2 separate regions of the Mus musculus genome follow, and region 2 is linked to region 1. A link is a contact called in ENCODE POLR2A ChIA-PET data. All regions are on one chromosome and are shown on one strand. The core of a region is the stretch at or near the end of the contact, and the rest is flanking DNA. Distances in the headings are between cores, read along the strand shown. Region 1 holds the start of Cnp (2',3'-cyclic nucleotide 3' phosphodiesterase). Region 2 holds the start of Acly (ATP citrate lyase).

What was found. ChIA-PET counts read pairs that join two places held with the same protein, here RNA polymerase II (POLR2A).
Region 2: POLR2A ChIA-PET joins it to region 1 with 24 read pairs in embryonic stem cell. The contact joins the promoter of Acly here to the promoter of Cnp in region 1. POLR2A ChIA-PET finds 5 or more read pairs at or near these places in 4 of 5 experiments (Patski and embryonic stem cell).

What each region holds. Positions count from the first base shown.
Region 1 is chr11:100,573,615-100,579,135 of GRCm38, reverse strand. It overlaps Cnp (2',3'-cyclic nucleotide 3' phosphodiesterase), which reads right to left and starts at 4,197. Exons shown (of 4, transcript NM_009923.2): 1 at 4,068-4,197; 2 at 2,231-2,900; 3 at 84-223. The coding sequence starts at 4,070.
Region 2 is chr11:100,526,047-100,532,223 of GRCm38, reverse strand. It overlaps Acly (ATP citrate lyase), which reads left to right and starts at 4,224. Exons shown (of 28, transcript NM_134037.3): 1 at 4,224-4,429.

The DNA of each region.
Region 1 (5,521 bases), core at 2,948-5,447:
ACACCAAAGACTGGAGGCCACACTTCTCCAACCCACTTACCCTCCCCACCTCCACCTGGGCGTCCCTGGGGAGGAGGACTCACCTCCTGCTGGGCGTATTCTTCTGCCCCAGCGGCCTTCCCGTAGTCACAGAATTTGGTTGTACAGTGCAGCACACCTGGAGGTCTCTTTCCAAAGTAGCTGACCAGCTCAAGCTTCTCCTTGGGTTCATCTCCAGAAATAACTGCAGAAGAGAAAAGGGTCCATCAAAGGTGGGGAGCTGGGCCTACCAACACCTATCTCGGAGACTGCAAACCAAAACCAGGGCCATTACTAAGAAGTCCTCGGGTGGCTCTGCTGTGCTTCGCTTATTTGCTAGCTGGAGACGAAGGTCAGTGGGCAGAGTGCTGGCCTGGCCTGGCCTGCGCCAACACCCCAGGTTGAGTCCCCGGCACTAGCACTGCGTAAAGCAAGCATGGTGACATACACATGTAACCCTAGCTCCAGGAAAATAGATGCAGGAAGATCTGGAGTTCTCAACGGGGTCGGGGGAGGGCAGCTGGGATCCTTGCCCAGCATGCATAGGGTCCTGGCTTTAATGCTGGACAGGGAACAAACCAAACCATACTGGCGTTACAGCGTATAGAGCTTTATATCTCTACTTGAGTTCTCAGGCATATGTAACACAGGGCTAGGCCATACAAGCCAAAGGCAAGGGGAACCAGGTGGTACATGGGGAAATGAAACCCATCCTGCCACTTACTAGCCACCTGGGACACGTGGGTGGGTGACTTGTCAGTCCACTGTGACAGTTCCAGTTGCCATATCCCCAAATTCCTCAGGGCCTCTGAGATTTACAGCAACCATTTCAGCCAGTGGTGACTGACCCCTCATGCCCTGCAAGGCATGCGTGGAGGAGGAGAGCAAGCCAAGGGCCTGGAACAGGAAGGGTCCTAGGAACAGTGGGACGAGGTGGCTGAGGACCAGGAGGATGTCAAAAGCTGGGCTTCCAAACAGAGGCCAAGCTTGGTGGCTGAATTTGGTCTCTAGCTTTTCCATTCCTTCCCAAATGCTAATGCTTCAAGGGGTCCTCTATTCTGAGCACGTCCTGTTATTGTTTCTGATGTCCCCTGTCACACTCTGAGCAGAAAAGCATTCTGGTGTTTGTGGCCAAAGCCAGCATCAAACAGTAATCATGCCCGAGCCAGCACCAACAGCTCTGGCCAGAAGCCCTGTCCCTGATCGTTGCCCCTCTATACAAAAAGTGGCCTGGCTCTCAACTAACATCTTCCTTGTAAAAGTTTGAGTCTTAGGAGCCTAGAAATAAGTTTTCTGAAAACTCACATGGGCACAAAGGACCTGTTTGCCTCTGAGCAGTCGAACAACAGAATGAAGCAGTTTGTTTACAGGCCAGCTAAAACTGAGAGTGCCTAAGTCTCCAGTACTGGGGAAGGTAAAAGCAGGAGAATTACTGCAAGTCAGAGACCAGCCTGATGGATGAAGTGAGTTCCAGGCCCGCCATGGAAGGCTACATAGACTTTTATCTCCAAAACAAAACAAAACACCCAAGACTCAACTACCTGTGGGACACTGGGGGAATGGGACCACTGAGGACTCTACCCTACCCCAGACTATCCACTCATTGGAGCCAACAGCCCTTACCAGGAAAGAATCCTCCTGGCTCCTACCCAGGTACAGGTGGCAACTCTTATATCCTTTCTGGGCATGTCTCTTATATGGAGAGAATATTCTGGAAGGCATGAAGCTGGGTTCTCTACAGCTTGAGATGCCATGGGGGAGCCCAAGACCCATTCTCTGGAAAGTCACACAGCCTTGGCCTTGCTACTTTTTGCAGTTTAGGTTTCCACCTCACCTTCTGCTTAGAAACATATATTCTGCTGCTAAAACTGATCTTGACAGCCTTGGTCTCCCTCCGCCCTCCACCGAGGAGCTTATAGCATATGGCGAAGAGAATTACAGTTTTTTCCCACCTCCAAGACTCAGATGGAGGTCTAGAGCCAAACGGGGAGGATATCCTGGTGCTGGGGGGGGAAGAGGAAGGCAAGAAAGGAGCTATGGGCATGCCCTTCTCCACTGACGCCTTGCTTCTGGCCAGTCCTAGAAGCTGCTACCTGTACCCTCCACCCGTCAACCCCATCCTTTGAGCTCAGCAGCTGCGCTGCCTGGCTCTCCATCACAGGCAAACAGTACAAGGCTTTAGCTGCCCTGCTCCCACCCCACATCCACCTACAGTGTCGAAGCTCTTTCTTGAAGGCCTTGTGATTCCCCAGCTCCTCCAGAAAGACCTGGCCAGCTTTTCGGAGGGTCTCAGAACTCTTTTTGGTCAGGAACCAGCCAAAGTAGAGTGGCAGAAAGTCCTTCTCCAGCCCGGGCTTCAGCTTCTTCAGGTCATCGGCCGACAGCTGCCATTGGTTCTTCTCCTTGAGCTGGGCACAGTCTAGTCGCCACGCTGTCTTGGGCTCCACCAGCACCACCTGGTACTGATACTGGTCTGCCATTTCAAAAAGCTGATCCAGCCGCTCCCGCTCGTGGTTGGTATCATCAAGCACAAGAACCCTGATGTCCCGGCGGCAGTAGCCAGCCAGGTCCTCGTCTAGACGCTTGTACGCCTCGGAGAAGTCTGCCCGAGAGCCAGGGATGATCTTGTAAGCATCAGCGGACACCATCTTGGTGCCGTCGTGGTACTTCTCCAGGATGAGCCGAGCCAGTGTGGACTTGCCGCTGCCCGGCAGGCCGCGCAGGATGAATAGCGTCTTGCACTCGTGGAGGGTAGCCACCGTGTCCTCATCTTGAAGGAAAGGGAACTGCAGCTCTGGCTTCTCCTTTGCTCCTGAGGATGACATTTTCCTGAAGAAGAGCTTGGGCAGGAATGTGTGGCTTTTGCGGGTAAAGCTTGTGTTCTGTGTAAGAAGGGAGGAGGAGATGTCAGCCCCGGCTCCTCAAAGCCAGCCCGCAAGCACCACACCCTAGTCTCTGGCCGAGTTCTCCCAGAGGGGGACCGCTTGTCAGTTGAGGAATCCCCAAGCCTAACTTAAAGCACCCTTGAATGGTGGATGCTTTCCCCGGAGGGGAATGGTGGATTTTCTTCCTCGCAGTAGATCCTTCAGTATCTTCAACAGCTGGGTTGTAAGGTAGAGGGAATCTTTCTGAAGCTACCTAACCTCTTAGTCTCTGGCTCCAAGGATCACTCTCTGCTCCCCCTCAGAACACCTTGGTGACAGGGCACGCAAGGGCAGCAAGTGCCTGTGGCTCCCTGTCAGCCCTAACTTATATATTCTTGGCACCTCTTAAGGATGTCCTGTTTGGAGGCCTGGGGCTCTATGTATGGGCAAAGCCACAGCTGCCTTGGCTCTCTTGAGTGTGCAGAGGAGGGTGAGGGCAGGGGAGGGTGACCCAAAGACCGCCTCCCTCCACCCAACAATGGCACCAACAGATAATACTCTCTTGTCTGGGTATAGGGGGACAATGGTCCCACAGAGGGCTGGTGGGGGGCAGGGCAGGAGGGCACTGGACAAAGGGCATATTCACAACCACCTCCTCCTCTGCTCTCTCAGTGCGCCCCCTCCCCCAATCTGTAGGATTAGGGCACAGGGCACCTGTATTCAGAGATCTGTGCCCCCTATTCTGCTGTGTGTTAGCAGCACCTCTCTGACAAAAACAAGACATAGCGGTTTCAGTTGTCATCTACAACGGCTTCCGCCCCTGAGAATTTAGCTGGCTTCTGGCTTCTCTATAGCCTTGTGCAGGAACCCACTCCCAGCGCGGGCTCCACAACAGCCCTGCACTCTCTGGTGCTACCCAGACCCATTTGCCAGCTGGTGTCGCCAAGGAGCATCGACTTTCACTTCCCTGCGGCGATATTTCCTTCTCCAAAGACACTAAGACTCCCCCAAAATATCCCCGCTCGCGCCCCTTGCCTTAGGGCTGCCTTGGAGGACCCAGAGGCAACTTCAACTCCGGAACCTGGTGTCCTCATTTGCAAACTACTTCTGCCCATGCATCCCCAAGAATCTCGCTTTCAGTTAGCCTCTCTCCCGCCCCGGCCCCCACGCACGCGCTGCGCTCACCATGATGAGTGGGCGCACCGCCGTCACCGCCTTTGCGGGTACTATGTCTCCGGGGCCGCCCGCCTGCGTGAGGGACACGGGCGTCTCCGGGTGTCCGGGGCCCCCCCACGCAGGGTCCCTTTCATAGCCTGGGGGCGGGGCGCGCGGACAGGGCGGGGTCAGCCCGAGCCTCTGCGCACGCGCCCCCGGGGAATGGAAACCTGAGTGCCAGGAAGCAGCGGTCTGAGCCTTGGCAGAAAGTAAAAGCACACCTGGACTCTCAATGCCAAGAAAGAGTCCGCCACGCCACCTCTTTGTTCCTTAAAAGTTAAAGTTTAACTTTTTCCCTTCTCTGAGACAGGAACTCACTATGTAGCCCTGACTGTCCTGGAACTCACCATGTAGATCAGGCTGGCCTGGTACAGAGATCTGCCTGCCTCTGCCTCCCAAGTGCTTGGATTAAAGACATCACCAGGAGAGAGATGAACTCTTAAAACAGGAGGCAGTTGCCTTTCCTGGGTTCCCAGGCAGGCTGGGATGAAATGGGTGCAGTCAGATAGTTTAAAATTTTGAAACAGGCTCATAGACCTTATCACAACTGACATGTGAAGGAAGTACCATTCAGGCCACGAAACCAGGCCGATAGGCATCACCGCCTCCTAAAACAAAAACAAAGACCTAATTCATCAAAGTCCATAATTCTGGGAAAGGCCCTAAATGTCCTAACCTTGATTTTTGGCTCCTATAGTCTGCTTCTGACTTAGGTGTGTCAACACAGGATGTGGTTTTTATGATTAAAAGCCTACCCTGAGAAAAGTGCTGGGTGGTGGTGGCACACACCTTTAATCCCAGCACTTGGAAGGCAGAGGCAGGTGGATTTCTGAGTTCAAGGCCAGCCTGGTCTACAGGGTGAGTTCCAGGACAGCCAGGTCTACACAGAGAAACCCTGTCTCAGGAAAAAAAAAAAAAAAAAAAAAAAAGTCTAGTGAAGGGGCTGAGGGGCTGGCTAATAAAGACTTTCTATTGGCTTCCGCTTGGGTCTAAGCAGTCTTCTTTGCTGGATATCCCCCAAAAAAGGTTTGTTTTAAAGATGAATCTCATGTAACCCAGGCTAAGTTCAAACTCTCTATGTAACAAAGGGTGACCTTGAACTTCTTATCCTCTTGCTGGAAATTCATACATACAAGAACATGTCAGCTGTTTAAGATGCTGGGGTTCCTGCAAGCTAGGCAAGTGCATCCTAGCTTCGAGGACGTGGTGACATTGTTCACTTTCACTTTTTTCTTTAATCCCAGCACTTGGGAGGCAGAGGCAAGCAGATCTCAGTGAGTTCCAGGCCAGCCTGATCTGCAGAGTGAGTTCCAGGACAGCCAGGCCTACAGAGAGACACCCTGTCTCAACAAAACAAAACAAAACAAACGGATATATAATTATATATAATTTCTCAGGAGCAGTTGAGATATAGCTTTGTTAAC
Region 2 (6,177 bases), core at 2,975-5,474, 47 kb after region 1:
TTGGAATAGGCATGGCACTGTAGGTGTGGGCTTTAAGACACTCATCTTAGCTGTCTGGAAGTTAGTCTTCCACTTGCAACCTTCAGATGAAGATGTAGAACTCCCAGCTCCTCTTGCACCATACTTGCCTGGATGCTGCCATGTTCCTGCCTTGACGATAACGGGCTGAACCTCTGAACCTGTAAACCAGCCCCAATTAAATGTTGTCCTTGTAAGAGTTGCTTTGGTCATGGTTCACAGCAGTAAAACCCTAACTAAGACACTTACTTTCCTTTTTCTTTTCTAAAACCAGCCCAACCCATGTCTAACAGCGCTTTGATGAGGTGGGTGGGTAGGGGTGCTCTATCCTTCAGCAAATATTTGTTGAGTACTTCCTAAGTGCCAAGGCCTTATTCAAAGTGCTCTCAGGTCAGCAAAGAAGGAAACATCAGGATTCCATCATCAGGTACAAAATATAGCCCTAACGAATAACTTAATAAAAGTGGAATTGAAGGAGCCAAGGGCAAGTGCAATGTGCAATCTTTTAAAACTTTGTGTTGATTCTTTGTAAATTTCATATCCTGCACCCCAACTCCTTCTTCCTGTCCCCCTTAGTATCAACCATTGGAATGCTCTGCCAAAAAGAAAATTAAAACAAAACAAAGCATCTCATCGTGGAAGCTGTAGTGTGTCACAGTGTGTCACATAGTCTACCCATCGTGGAAGCTGTAGTGTGTCACATAGTCTACCCATTGTGGAAGCTGTAGTGTGTCACAGTGTGTCACATAGTCTAACCATCGTGGAAACTGTAGTGTGTCACATAGTCTGCCCATCATGGAAACTGTAGTGTGTCACAGTGTGTCACATAGTCTGCCCATCATGGAAGCTGTAGTGTGTCACAGTGTGTCACATAGTCCCTTTCACCCATACTTCTTTACCTGAACATGTTCATTGCAATGAGTCATTGATCTGGTTTGAGGCCTTTGGCTTCTTCTACACGATCAATACTGGAGTTTCATTGGAAAGTCCTTTTAGAGATCCTGTTGTTGACCTATAGAGATACTGTAGCTTTGGGGGTGTGCCAAATCAAAGCCCTGGATGTGGACCTGGGTGGTAGCTGAGTTGGTCAGCTCACCAGCCCTCCTGCACCACACCACCAGGGCGAGCTTCAGGCAATTTCCAATTTTTATTGATTTTGCCAAATTGACATTAAAAAAAAGTTTATAGTTGTTTCTTACCTGGATACTTGTTTAGGCGTGTTCTTATTTATTTATTTATTTGATTTTCTTCTTTTTTTCTTTTTTGTTTATTTGTTTGTTTGTTTGTTTTTCAAGATAGGATTTCTTTGTGTAGCCTTTGCTGTCCTGGAACTCACTCTGTAGACCAAACTGGCCTTGAACTTAGAGATCTTGCTGCCTTTGCCTTCCAAGTGCTGGAATTAAAGGCATACTCCACCACCACACAGGCTGAGTGTCCTTTTTTCTTTTTTCTTTTTTTAAAATTATGTTTATTAGTGTTTTGCCTGCATGTTCATCTGTGCCATGTGTGTGCCTGGTGCTTGCAGAGGCCAGAAGAGAGCATCATATCTCCTAGAATTAGAGTTATGGAAGGTTTGAGCTGCCATGTGGGGTGGTGGGACTTGAACCTCAGTCCTGGAAGAGCAGCATCAAGAGCTCTTAACTGCTGCGCCATCTCTCTAACTCCAATGTTTTGTTTTGCTTGGAGAAAATCTTACTGTATAGCTAAGGCTTCCCTCAAACTCCTGATCATCCTTCCTGAGGCTCCTGAATGCTGAGAGTATTGGGTTCCCTTCCCATAGCCGTTCTCCCTCTGTGAGTGGGGACCCTTTAGGGGGGCTTTGAATGACTCTTTCACAGGAGTTGCATATCAGATATCTTGCACATAAGGTATTTAAATTATGATTCATAACAGTAGCAAAATTACAGCTATGAAGTAGCAACAAAATAATTTATGGTTGGGGTCAGTACAACATGAAGAACTGTATTAAAGGGTCGAGTGTTAGGAAGGTTGAGAACACTGCCTTACCACATTCTGCTGGAAATTCCCTTTTTTTTTTTCTTCCTTTCTTCTTCTTCTTTTTTTTTTTTTTTTCCTGTGTATAGCCCAGGCTATCTTGGCACCTGTTTTGTAGACCAGGCTGGCCTCGAACACACAGAGATACACCTGCCTCCCAAGTGGTGGGACTAAAGGTGTGTGCCACCATGCTGGACTAAAGGTTATTCTTTCTAAACAAAGGAATAGTTGTGTTGTAGACCAGGCTGTGTGAAACTCATAGAGATCTACCCGCCTATTAAAAAAAAAAAAAAGCTATTATTGTGTATATGTAGGGGGACACAGGTACTACAGTTTATGTGTGTGGAGTTCAGAGGGCAATTTTGTGGAGCCATTTTTCTTTAATTGCCGTTATGTGGTTTTGGCAATGGAACTCGCATCATCTTTTCATAGCAAGTCATTTACCTGCTTAGTCATTTTTCTAGGACACCCCACAGGTAATTCACATTAACTACAGTCTTTTGGTTAGCTGGTGAAGACTAGCTAGTCCCAAGGGTCCACGACTTATTCCAGCGTTTGGGAAGCTGAGACAGGAGGAGGATAGACATTCAAGGTTGTTCTCTATTTAAACAACAAGTTTAAGAACAACCTGGGCTACATGTTACTCTGTCTCAAACAGAAAACAAACAGACTTTAATAAAAACTCTGAATTGCTGTCCTCCAGGGCCTGAATTTGAGCAACTTCAGAGACGATATTTATTTACTTGGGGAGAAGTGATCACTCACAGAGATTTGGGTAGGTTCTAGGCCTCTCCCTCAACTGCAGGAGCAAGGGGCACTCTAAACTGTTATTTCTAAAGAATGAGTATTAGGGAAGGGACCAAGAAAAAAAAAAAAAAAAGACGTCATCAAGGAGCACACGCTAGCCAGGAGTGGTGGCACGCCTTTAATCAGGAGGCAGAGGCAGGCGGATTTCTGAGTTCGAGGCCAGCCTGGTCTACAAAATGAGTTCCAGGACAGCCAGGGCTACACAGAGAAACCCTGTCTCGTAAAAAACAAAACAACAACAACAAAAAAAAAACCCAAACAAACAAAAAAAGGAGCACACGCTGGTCAAGAATGGGTGTTACAAGTTCAGCCATCCAAAGACTGGCCGAAAAGGGCCTGGGAGTGGGGGGCCTTGGGAAAGTGTTTGCCCAGGAGAGTGTTGCAACATTGTTGCAGGGAGCTTTTGACCCAGGGTTTTTTGCCAGGGGCACAGCCATGCAGATTCTCTGCACCCTGGGCTGACGCATCACCTGAGCTGATTAAAGGATGATTCTGGCCTCCTTCCTAGAGCTGGAAAATTGTTAGTTTCTGGGTCCATCTGGGAAGACATACTGGGACTAGGGGACAAGCAAGAGAGGCTTCCACTCCAGGGAAGCAGTGAATTCCTGATTTCCAGGACCTTATGATTTATCTATTCTGCCCCAGAAGTTCTCGGGTACCTGTTAGACTGGGCGCTCCAGTTTTGGGTTTGGAAAATATGTTCTATCTTTCGCAAGTAACAGAAAAGAGGAGGTTGTTCATTGCTTTCGGTGTCTTAGTTTGAGGTTGGGGGAGGGAGCAAGAGGTTGGGCAGGGATGGCCCCAGTCCTAAGTTTTAATCTCAGATAAATGATCAGCTCCGCCCAGATCCGCGCTCAGGTGAGCCTGTAAGAGGACTCGCGTTGGGACTGGCGTCCTTCTGGCCTCACTAGTTTACCCCTTCCTCCAATCTATGTCCTAGGTCGGACAGTCTGATTGTGTAGCGTGGTCGTGTAGACTGGCTCTGGTAAATTCCCTGGGGAGGGTTCCAGGAGCGGAGAGGCGACACGTGTGAAAGGAAAGCAGACGTAGCTTTTCAAAAGCAGGTCTAACGCACTGGGTTTGGTGTGGCGGCTTACAAGAGCCTGGGATAAGAACGTCAGTTGCTCTCCTGGGAGGGAGGAAGAGGACGCCAGGTCCAGGGAGAAGTGCTATAGCCTTTTGGGCCAACAACCCCCTCCCTCAGCTACCCAACCCGGCGGCTGGCCGGCCCAGCCCCTGAAACGATCAGGCCACAGCCCCCAGCCTCGTAGGTTCTCCTCCTAGAGCCGCCCGGCCCATCTCCCCATCCTAGGCCCCGCCCACGGCCCCGCCCACGTCCGGGACTACAAGTCCCATCAGCCCCAGGTCAGGCCTGAGGGCGGGGCCACCACAGCAGCGAATGGGGAGGAGCCTAGAGCTCAGGCTAGGGAACGCGTGTGCCCAATCGCCGGGCTGCTTAGCCTGTGAGCTGATGGGGGGCGGGGAGGAGCCCACTTGGGCCGGAACAAAAGCCGGATCCCCGGCTGCTGCAGGCGGCTGGAGCGATCCGAAGAGTTGGGGTGAGCTGGTGCTTACGGACAGAGAGCCACACTCAGGCTTTCTCGAAGAGGTGAGTACGGCAGTCGTAGGCGCGGGTGCGACCCCCCAGTACCCACTAAGCTTCCTGCTTCCCTCCCCCAACCCGGAACCACCTCCGGGCTCCCTGGCTGGGCGCTCCCGCGCGCTCCCTGCACCTGCTCGGAAGTTTTGTGCGGGTCTAAGCTTTATAGTAGTCTTCTCCCCAGCCGCGGGCCGCATGTCTACACCCTCCCAATCCTATTCTAGTTCCTGGGAGTTTGCACATTGCTTGCCACCGACCTTACTTCTCCCTCCTCCGGATTGCCTTTGCGCGTCCTGCTTCTTCTCAGCTCCACCCAGGGCCAGCTCTCGAGTCTAGTCGGGCTTTTTTTGGGACACTTTTTTGGGCCCCATTCGGGTTCCCCACCGGATGCCGGGGCGGGTAGTAGAGATGGCGGTGGCTACTCTCTCCACGCCGGCCGCTCGCAAGCCGGACTCAAGCAGGCCTGTCCTGTTAGTTCTGTGGTGAATCCCTTAAGCTCTATGTCGAAGTGTAGGGAGCGGGCCCTGGCCACGCGGGGTCGTGCTGCTTCAGAGTGCCTGAGGCCTTGCTGCGAGGACTTGGCTCCGGAGCGACGGCGCTGGATGGGCTCTCCCTGCTAAGGAGCTCCCTACTGGTGTAGCCCCCAAACAACAGATGGTCGGAGTGCTCAGGAGTCTGGATGAGACAAGCACCTAGGGTGTGTGTATGTGCGCGGGCGCGCGTGTGTGCAAAGGATGCTACCTACCTCTACCTCCTGTCAGGCCTGGCAGAGGTCTGGTCCCCAAAGCTTGCTGCTTTCTTCAGTCTTGAAATTCTGCTATGAGGGATCCCTCCTGACATAATTTTGGAAAGGACAGCATAAGGCACTTTAGTCTGCCAGCCAACCCTGTCTGTCCCCGCTTTAACTTTGCTCAGCATGTCGGGTTTCTTTACTATCGAGAGATAACTGTCCTGGAAAGATCATTTCCACCTCTTAGAAAGCTGCTTAAACGCTCCCCTCTGCGGGGGGGGGGGGCAGTAAAAGGAGGCCTTGAAGACAGAGTAGCTGCTGTTTTTAATCTCTATTTAGACACTGTCTGCTGTAGCAGGGAATACTCGGAAGAGTTCTGTCCGTTCCTTTGCTATAGGGGATTGCTTGCTTGTCATCCCCTCCCCCTCCCCAGCCCTTAAAGTGAGAGTGTTTTGTCGACCCTCCTCAGTGGGTCCCAGAGGAGTCTTCTTTAAAAGCAGGCTTCATTCATTCACCCTTCCCTCTGGGCTGCTCCTGGGGCCTCAGTGAGTGAATTCAGTCCTCAGGCAGTCACTGTAGAAAATAGCCCATTCAATTCAAAAGATCCCTTTCTTGGAGAGAGATAGAGACAGACAAAGACAGAGAGAATGTGAGTGTGTGTGTCCATATATCTAAGTGTATAGGTGCGTGTGCGTGTTGGAACCTTGGGCATGGTTCCCACTAAGAGTTTGCAGGTTATTGTTAACAGGTAACAGTTTGTTGGGGGAGTGGGCGCTCAGCTCTGCTGTGAAACCATCCATCACGAATTTGACAGCGTGATCAGCCGCTGAGAAAGGCTTTGGGGTGTGTGTGTGTGGGAGGGGGGTGTCCTCCAATCCCAGATTCTGATGTACTTTTGTCACATTGTTCCTAATAACGGAAGTTTTCACATGTTTGAGTAAGCGCATACTTACTTCCCTCACGGTTTTCAGGCTTTTTAGATTCTGAAAGAACCTCACCGATCCATTGCTGTTGAGAGCAGGGAATT